2 separate regions of the Homo sapiens genome follow, and region 1 is linked to region 2. A link is a loop called in an ENCODE intact Hi-C map of the cell type or tissue named here. Cell type or tissue: heart left ventricle. All regions are shown on one strand. Links, peaks and the distances in the headings refer to the core of each region. The heading gives the core; the rest is flanking DNA.

What was found. A loop is a pair of places that touch in the nucleus more often than their neighbours do. Peaks named below come from ENCODE experiments on the same cell type or tissue, not always from the same donor. Only the 100,000 strongest peaks of a DNase experiment are listed, where the experiment ranks them.
Region 1: it touches region 2 in a loop (3-fold over the local background); 1 of 110 quality-filtered maps calls a loop at or near these places.

What each region holds. Positions count from the first base shown.
Region 1 is chr1:28,773,072-28,777,449 of GRCh38, reverse strand. No RefSeq gene overlaps it. Among named protein-coding and RNA genes, the nearest start is that of OPRD1, 37 kb to the left of the region's middle. RefSeq lists an enhancer at 1,999-2,293. In heart left ventricle, for the core only: no CTCF peak of the experiment used is centred there; a DNase peak (open chromatin) is centred at 2,129; H3K4me3 peaks cover 908 bases.
Region 2 is chr1:29,122,935-29,127,312 of GRCh38, reverse strand. TMEM200B (transmembrane protein 200B) reads left to right here and starts at 3,410. Exons shown (of 2, transcript NM_001003682.4): 1 at 3,410-3,457. RefSeq lists enhancers at 1,417-2,276, 2,277-3,136, 3,137-3,996. In heart left ventricle, for the core only: a CTCF peak has its summit at 2,680 (motif pointing left); DNase peaks (open chromatin) are centred at 2,442, 2,632, 2,872 and 3,864; H3K4me3 peaks cover 2,609 bases; H3K27ac peaks cover 2,589 bases; H3K27me3 peaks cover 1,374 bases.

The DNA.
Region 1 (4,378 bases), core at 314-4,313, 350 kb after region 2:
ATAAAGCAAGTGTTTTTTTAAAAAGGTTTATAAGGATAGATTAGCGAAATGTTTTTTATTTATTTTTATTTATTTATTTATTTTTGAGACGGAGTCTTGATCTGTCGCCCAGGCTGGAGTGCAGTGGTGCGATCTCCACTCACTGCAACCTCCGCCTCCCGGGTTCACTCCATTCTCCTGCCTCAGCCTCCCGAGTAGCGGGTACTACAGGCGCCCGCCACAACGCCGGCTAATTTTTTGTATTTTTGGTAGAGACGGGGTTTCACCATGTTAGCCAGGATGGTCTCGATCTCCTGACCTCATAATCCGCCCGCCTCGGCCTCCCAAAGTGCTAGGATTACAGGCATGAGCCACTGCGCCCGGCCTAGCCAAATATTATACCAAGATTTTTGTTGTTGTTTGAGACGGAATCTTGCTCTCATAGGCTGTCTGCGGCATCCTTCACGAGCTGCGTGATATTGGGCAGGTCAGAGAATTGCTCTGTGCACGCATTTTCTCATCCAAAAAAGGAAATTGCCTCTGAAGCCACTTGATGGTATGAGTTTTACAGGGATTTAAATTGACGTTAGTGGTCCTTTTTTTTTTTTTTTTTTTTGAGACGGAATTTCACTCTGTCGCACAGGCTGGAGTGCAGTGGTGCGATCTCCGCTCACTGCAACCTCCGCCTCCCAGGTTCAAGTGATTCTCCTCCCTCAGCCTCCCGAGTAGCTGGGATTACAAGCACGCGTCACCACGCCCGGCTCATTTTTTGTATTTTTAGTAGAGACAGGGTTTCACCGTGTTAGCCAGGATGGACTGCGCCCGGCCTGTACACACTTTTTATTCTGCATGTGTAACTGTCTGAACTGTGTTAGCTGTTTGTTTGTTTTAAATTAGAACAGCACTACTGGGGCCCGGCGCGGTGGCTCACGCCTGTAATCCCAGCATTTTGGGAGGCGGAGGTGGCCGGATCACCTGAGGTCAAGAGTTAGAGACCAGCCTTACCAACAAGGTGAAACCCCGTCTCTACTGAAAATACAATTGGCCAGGCATGGTGACGGGCTCCCGTAATCCCAGCTACTTGGGAGGCTGAAGCAGGAGAATCGCTTCAACCCTGGAGGCAGAGGTTGCAGTGAGCCAAGATCGTGCCACTGCACTCCAGCCTGGGAGATAGCACTCCAGCCTGGGAGATGGAGTAAGATTCCATTTAAAAAAAAAAAAAAAGCACCAGTAACGTCAATTTAAATCCCTGTAAAACTCATACCATCAAGTGGCTTCAGAGGCAATTTCCTTTTTCGGACGAGAAAATGCGTGCACAGAGCAATTCTCTGACCTGCCCAGTATCACAGACCTCTTGAAGGATGGCACAGACAGCCTATGAGAGAGAGCTGAGCTGTGGAGGACGATGAAGAGGCGAAGGGCTCCTGTGGTTTCCAGAGATAAAGAAAAGCTAGGGAAAAAACGCCAATATAGATAGGGGCAGTTTTCTGGGTAGCTCTGCTCTTATGGAGCTCGCCAAATATAAGATGGTATATTCCTTAAACAGGATGCTGAGAAAACAAGAATCTTCATTTATTTCTCTTTTCCCCAATGCCCAACAATAGTAGCGACAGGAGCTCACAAAATACAGGTTAACTAACACATGGAAACAACAGATGAGTACACTCACACGCACACCTGGAGAGGGCAGCAAAATTGGGAGTTTCCTCGGGGAGCTGCCCTTCAGAGGCACCTCAACTTTTTCGAGTACATGAACCCACGGCCCGCAGGTCGGCTAACAGCTTTCCAACCTTTACCAAGCCTCATGTCTGAGCATTATTGAAGAGGCCGAAGAAAGCAATAAGCTACACATGACACGAATGTCATCTTTGCCTGGTTAGCAGGGTGGTGTGAAACCCCATTTCCCTCTCAGACGACCCAGCTCACCTGCGCAGGTGAGGGCCGGGCGCTTCCGCACAGGCGCAGAAGCAAGGGCGGACACCATCTTGAGCCGCAGCTCAAGGTGGCACAACCGCCGTCAGAGAGAAGGCGTACAAAAACCAGGCTGCGACGGGGTGGGGAAGCATGGAGGGAACCTGGCTACAGCCGGGCAGAAGGTGGCCCTCCTCCATCCGCAGGCACGGCGCACGCGCCGTCCAGCCGCCAAGCCCGGCCCCCGCAGGCGGAGCTCCAGAGCCTGTCCCGGAAACCCGGAGCCAAGGGCCCTAAAGGGCGTGGGACCTTCTGTAATTCCCTCCACTAGCTGAAGACCGCTGGCTTTCACCACACCATGTCAGCTTCCCACGTGCAAACCCGGCAGCTGTAATTAAACATCACAGTTCCAAAGGCTTCTCAGTAGTAAGGAGGTGCACCAGCTGCCCAGAAACCACTAGCGATGAGCGATGCTCATGACAAAGTGGCATTGCTTCCTAAAGCAGAAAAAATTGATTGCAAGTGGACTTACAGATCTGAATCCTAGGGACACCTTTACTTCCACTCTCATTTTCAAAACATTCATGACACGCAGGCCACAAGTCAACTTTCAAATAAAAGTCAAATAAGTGGTAACATCAAGTGCAATGTTAGCTCCATAATGAAAAACGAAAACTTAATTTTTTTAGTATGTTTTGAGACGGAGTTTCACTCTTGTCGCCCAGGCTGGACTGCAATGGCATGATCTCGGCTCACTGCAACCTCCACCTCCTCCTGGGTTCAAGCAATTCTCCTGCTTCAGCCTCCCGAGTAGCTGGGATTACAGGCGTGCACCACCACACCCGGCTAATTTTTGTATTATTAGTAGACATTAGTAGAGACGGGGTTTCACCATATCGGCCAGGCTGGTCTCGAACTCTTGGCCTCAGGTGATCCACCTGCCTTGGCCTCCCAAAGTGTTGGGATTACAGGCGTGAGCCATTGCCCCCGGCCGAAAACTTTTATTACAAGAGCATTTACTTTCTCACTGGTAGAGAAAGCTCCAAGGTGTGGGAACCAGGACTTCAAACATTCTAGGTAGGACTTCTAACGTTTTGGGGTCTCTATTTACAAGGCTTAACAGAGACATCGTGAAAGGATGTAAACCCATGAGCACTGAGCCATACCCTAGCTGAAGTACTGTCAAGTGGAAGCCCTCTAATTCCAGAGGATTCATTCACATGTAGCTTTTTAAAAGGTGAGGACAAAATAAAGTGGTTAAGTGTTTTGATTAGTCTCAATAATTCTCCACTTACCCTGGTAATAAGTCCCAGTTTAATAATCCATTGCAATTTGAAGAATTGCCTTTAAAAAAAGTTCAATAGGGCCGGGCACGGTGGCTCACGCCTGTAATCCCAGCACTTTGGGATGCCAAGGCAGCTGGACCACGAGGTCAGGAGTTTGAGAACAGCGTGGCCAACAAGGTGAAACCCTGTCTCTACTAAAACTACAAAAATTAGCCGGGCACGGTGGCAGGCACCTGTAATCCCAGCTGCTCAGCAGGCTGAGGCAGGAGAATCACTTGAATCCAGGCGGCAGAGATTGCAGTGAGCCGAGACTGCGCCACTGCACTCCAGCCTGGGCAAGAGACGCTGTATCTTAAAAGCAAAAAACAAAACAAAACGAAAAAACACCTCGATAATTCTGAAACATTCTCCAATAAAAGGAAGCAGAATTTCTTGGAAAAAAGTGGAATTGGGGCAGGGAAAATACAAGATTCCCAGGGAACATCTTACAGTACCAGAAGGGCAGACACCAGAAAATTTTTCTGAGACAGGGCCTTGCTGTTAGGCAGCTCACTGCAACCTCAACCTCCCCTGATCAAGTCATCCTCCCACCTCAGCCTCCCCAGCAGATGGGACTACAGGAGCATACCACACCTGGCTTATTTTCTGTAGAGACCAGGTCTCAATATGTTGCACAGGCTGGTATCAAATTCCCAGGTTCAAGGAATCCTCCCACCTCAACTTCCCAAAGTGCTGGGGTTACAGGCATAAGCCACAAAGCCAGACCACCAAAAATAATGACAGCATGTCAAGAAAACAAAGGAGCCAATTTTAAGGAGCTCCTAATGGCCAAAGCTGAGACAATTTGAGCAAAAGTGAATCCATACTGATATACTGAATAAATACAGAGAAGGGACACCTCCTTACAATAGAGTGCTAATTAATAAATGTAGAAGGACTAGAAATCGTGAAGCAACATTTGGCAAATGGCACAGGAACACTTGTTGCATGCAATAACAATCCATAGCTGCCCAAAGTTAGTGGGTCAAAGAATGATAGTTTCAGCTGGGCGCCTTGGCTCACACCTGTAATCCTAGCGCTTTGGGAGGCTGAGGCAGGAGGATAGTTTGAGACTAGCCTGGCAAACACAGCAAGACTTCATCCCTATTTAAAAATAAAATAAGCCAAGCACGGAGGCACATGCCTGCAGTCCCAGATACCCG
Region 2 (4,378 bases), core at 248-4,247:
GGTCCATAGAATCCTTTCCTGGACACTAAGTCTCCTTTGAAGAACTCATTTGTTTCCTTATTTGGTCATCTTTCTATTATACAAGCTTTTTTTTTTTTTTTCCTTTTTAGACAGAGTCCGCTCTGTCACCCAGGCTGGAGTGCAGTGGTACCATCTTGGCTAACTGCAACCTCCACCTCCTGGGTTCAAGTGATTCTCCCACCTCAGCCTCCTGAGTAGCTGGAATTACAGGAACCCACCACCGCGCCCAGCTAATTTTTTTTTTTTTTTTTTTTTTTTGAGACACAGTCTCGCTCTGTCGCCCAGGCTGGAGTGCAGTGGCACGATCTCAGCTCACTGCAAGCTCCGCCTCCCAGGTTCACGCCATTCTCCTGCCTCAGCCTCCCGAATAGCTGAGACTACAGGCGCCCACCACTGTACCCGGCTAATTTTTTGTATTTTTTAGTAGAGACGGGGTTTTACCGTGTTAGCCAGGATGGTCTCGATCTCCTGACCTCATGATCCGCCCACCTCAGCCTCCCAAAGTATTGGGATTACAGGTGTGAGCCACCGCACCCGGCTAATTTTTGTATTTTTAGTAGAGATGAGGTTTTACCATTTGGCCAGGCTGGTCTCGAACTCCTGACCTCAAGTCATCCTCCCATCTCGGCCTCCCAAAGTGCTGGGATTACAGGCATGAGCCACCAGGCCCAGCTTCTTTAAAAAAATTTTGAAACAGGATCTCACTCTGTCACCCAGGCTTTGCAATCATGGTTCACTATAGCCTCAAACTCCTGGGGTCAAGAGATCCTCCTGCCTCAGTCGCCCGAGTAGCTGGGACTATAGGCATGCGCCACAGTACCTGGCTAATTTTTAAATTTTTTTGTAGAGACAGGGTCTTGCTATGTTGCCCAGGCTGGTCTTGAACGCCTAGGCTCCAGTGATCCTCCCTCCTCAGCCTCTCAAAGTGCTGGGATTACAAGTGTGAGCCACCGCACCCGGCCACAGGTGAACTGTTATTTAACCTTCAAAACAACACTGTGGGGTAGGTATTATTTCTCCCTTTTTACAAATGAGGAGCCTGAGACAGAGAGGAGTCCTTTCTTTCTCCTGCTGTCTGGGCCAGGGCACCTGGCATGGAGATCAGGAAGGTATTCGGGCTGAAGGAGACACAGGCCTGCACACCCTCCTCTAATGGGGATGGCCAGCTGTGGGCAGACACTGTGCTGGGCACAGGGCTCCAGGGATGAGCAAGACAGACCTAGTCCTGCCCCCTCAGAGTCATGGCCAGTGGGGACACAGACAGGAAACAGACTCCACTCCCAGTGGGTTCAGTTTGCAGGTGCACAGGGAAGCTGCTGGTGTTGTGAGGGTGTACAACAGAGCAGGAGAGCGGGTACTGACCTGGTCTGGGGGCTGGGGGAAGGCCCAGGGTCTGAAGGATGTGTAGAAGGTGGCAAGGGCACGACCAGGGGGTAAGTGTTCCTGCCGGAAAGCAAGGACCAACCAAGCCCTGAGGGAGTGTAAGAGGCCCGGGGCCAGTTCGTGGAGACAAGAAGAGATTTCCAACTCGATTTGGGGAGTCACTGATGGTTTTAAGCAGGTAGTGGCAGGCTCAGATTCAGAGTGGAAACCCTTGCTGCCTGTCTGCAGCGCACTAGGACACGGGGAGGCAGGAGACCATGGGCTCCAGGAGGAGCCTGGACGCCGGAGCAGGACAGTGGCCATGGGAAAGGGAGAACGTGGCTGGCCCCAGATGAAAAGAGCAGGGCCCCCAAGGCTCTGTGAGTGGGATGAGAGGGGGAGAGGAAGGGGCCAAGGCTGACCCCGTGCTTGGGTGGACAAAGGGCCCTTCACAGAGCTGGAGGCAGGGGATGATCGAGGGGCCCAGGGAGTCAGACTAGAAGCCGGGCTTATTGGAGGAAGAGCAGTGGGCTGGGAGAGGCAGGCATGGAGTGGGATTGAGGGAGCCCAGGGGTGGGAGGGAGAGCTGGGAGGCGGAGGTGCGACCGCGGTGGGGTCAGTGTGCGGGGAGTGGACGAAGCGGAGGATTGATGGGGGCGGGGGTCCCAAGCAAAGATGCTGGAGGGAGGCCTCCGTGGAGCGGACCGAGACCTCAGGAGCCTCCAGTCGGACTGGGGAGGCAAGAAGGAGGCCCTGGCTTCGATCTCGCACACGGCCTCGCAGGGATGAAGCCCGGGAGCCGAGGCTCGGTCTTCCCCACTGTGGTCCCTCTGGTCCGCCCGTTACCTCACCGACCCCCCGAGGGGGCTTTTAAGAGCTGGAAGAGGGGGTCCCGGGGGGCACTGATGCACCCCCACTCTCCTCCGCCGACCCAGAGGGTGGGAGCTCAGGTTCAAGGCCTGGCCTGGCCGTGCGGCTCCGGGACCCGGCTCCGCCCCGCGTCGGGGGGTGGCCCCGGCCCCTGGCCCGCCCCTTCCTCGGGTCCCCTCCCTGTCCGCGGCGCGCAGCCGGGTCTCATTAGCGCCCCTCCCCCCGGCTGCGCGCCGGGGGTCTCCACGGCCGGGGGGAGGGGCGGGCCTTAATCAATCCTAGGCCGGAAATTCCTCCCGGGGGGCCCGGCCTGACCGCTGAGCCTGGAAATCGGTCGCCGCCTCCCCCGAACCCGCCCCCCGCATCATGGAAACTGGGCCGACCGCCGGCCGCCCTGGCTCCCCCGCTCTGCATTCCTGCCTCCAGGGGCGGGAGGGCGCGAAGGCCGGGCCGCCCCCTTCGGGCTCGCCGGCGGGGTCGCAGCTCTCAGCACCCTCCCCGTTATTGGGAACAAGCCCGCTCCCCCACTGGCGAAGGGGCGCCTGTTCTTAGGAGTACCCGGCGGCACATCCGCACCCCGTCCGGTCCTTTCAGCTACAAGGCCCGCCCCTCCCCGGGCGCTGCTTTCGCTGAGGGCTTTGCGGAGTCGCCCCGGGCTGGCCCTTGGCGTCTGGCTCTTGCCTCTCGGCATCTTGCGAGGCTGAAGCCTTGGTGCCCATTGCACAGATGAAGTCCGCGAGGTTCAGCGACAGCAAGGGCTGCGGGACCGGGGCAGAGCAGGGACTCGGGCCGCCTCCTCCTGGAAGCTCCCCGGGCGCCTGGGATGAGGGGCTCTGGGAAGCGGGGAAGGACGTGCGGGTGTCGGGGCTCCTGGGTCCCGGGTCTCAGTTTCCCCATGTAGGAAGGGGTCGCCTTTGTGGGCCTTTGCGACCGATGTAAGCTGGGGGTGGGAGAGTGGGGATGGCAGAACTCGGGCCACGGGTGCCCGGAGTCACCAGGCGCGCACAGGGCGCCTACCTGCGATCCTTTGACCTGAGCTGCCGCCTTTCAGCGGCGGTGGGGCCGGGCCCGGCGCGGGTCGGACGGTCCCGGGGGCTGGAGGCGGGGCCGGGGCGGGGCTGGGGCCGGGCCGTGGAGACCCGGGCGGCTCTGGAGCCTCCGCGCGCGGACTGGGACCCGGACCCGCGCGGCGCTGCGGCGCCAGGTGAGCCGAGCTGGGGTCCAGGGGTCCGCACTCCACTTTTCCCAACTTTTCGTTTGGTCCCTCCCTCCCTCCCTCCCTCCCTCGGTCAGGGCCCCTGGGGGCGGGAGCGCGGCCCTCCCGTTCCCCCAGGCGGGAGTGTGGACGCGGGCGGTGGCGGGACCCTGGAGTCCTGGGGACTCGGCCCCAGCATCTTCTGTCGGGCTGTGCGCTGTGTCCCCAAGTTTCCGCCTCCCTGGTGTCCCCAGCGTCGGCCCACTACCTCCACGGCTCGGGGTCTCTGAGCGTGTCCCCATGTCCCCACTCTGCTTGTTTTCGCTTCCCTCGCGGCAGCGACGCGCGGGGCTCCGGGTGACCTTGCTGGAGCCGGGGCTGAGAGCGCCAGTTCTGGCTTGAAGCGATGATCGCTCCTCCGGTTGCGGGCTGGGGAAAGGGCTGCAAACTCAGGGACAAGGAGGGGATGGGCCTCGCTTCCTCCTGGATACTCCCGTGGCTGTCCTGAGAGGGGTCTAGGGCTGGGGCCCCGGAGCCCGGCGTCGGACCTGGCAGAGCCCCCGCCTAGTGCGGGGTCGGGCAGTCTCCCCGGCCTCCCTGGGCCGTAGTTGCAATCTGTGAAACCAGGCTTTGGACGCGGGAGAGTGGCGGCTCCCTGCTAGGCCCGGGCCTTGAGCGCTCCAGTCGGAGGCAGGGATGGGTGTCCTGCTTTGAGGTTTGGGGTGCAGATGGGGCGTGGGTCGGGGAGCAAGGCCGCCTCCCCGAGGTTTCGGCTGCGGGCTCCAGCGCGGTGGTTCTTTAGGAAGCGGACGCGAGCAGTGAGGACGACCCTGGACAGCTAGGCCCTGAGCCTCCTCTCCTGCGGCCTGGGGCGCCTGGGCGGGGGCCGCGTCTTCTCCCTCGCCCTCCCTTTCGTGGGGGCCACACCGC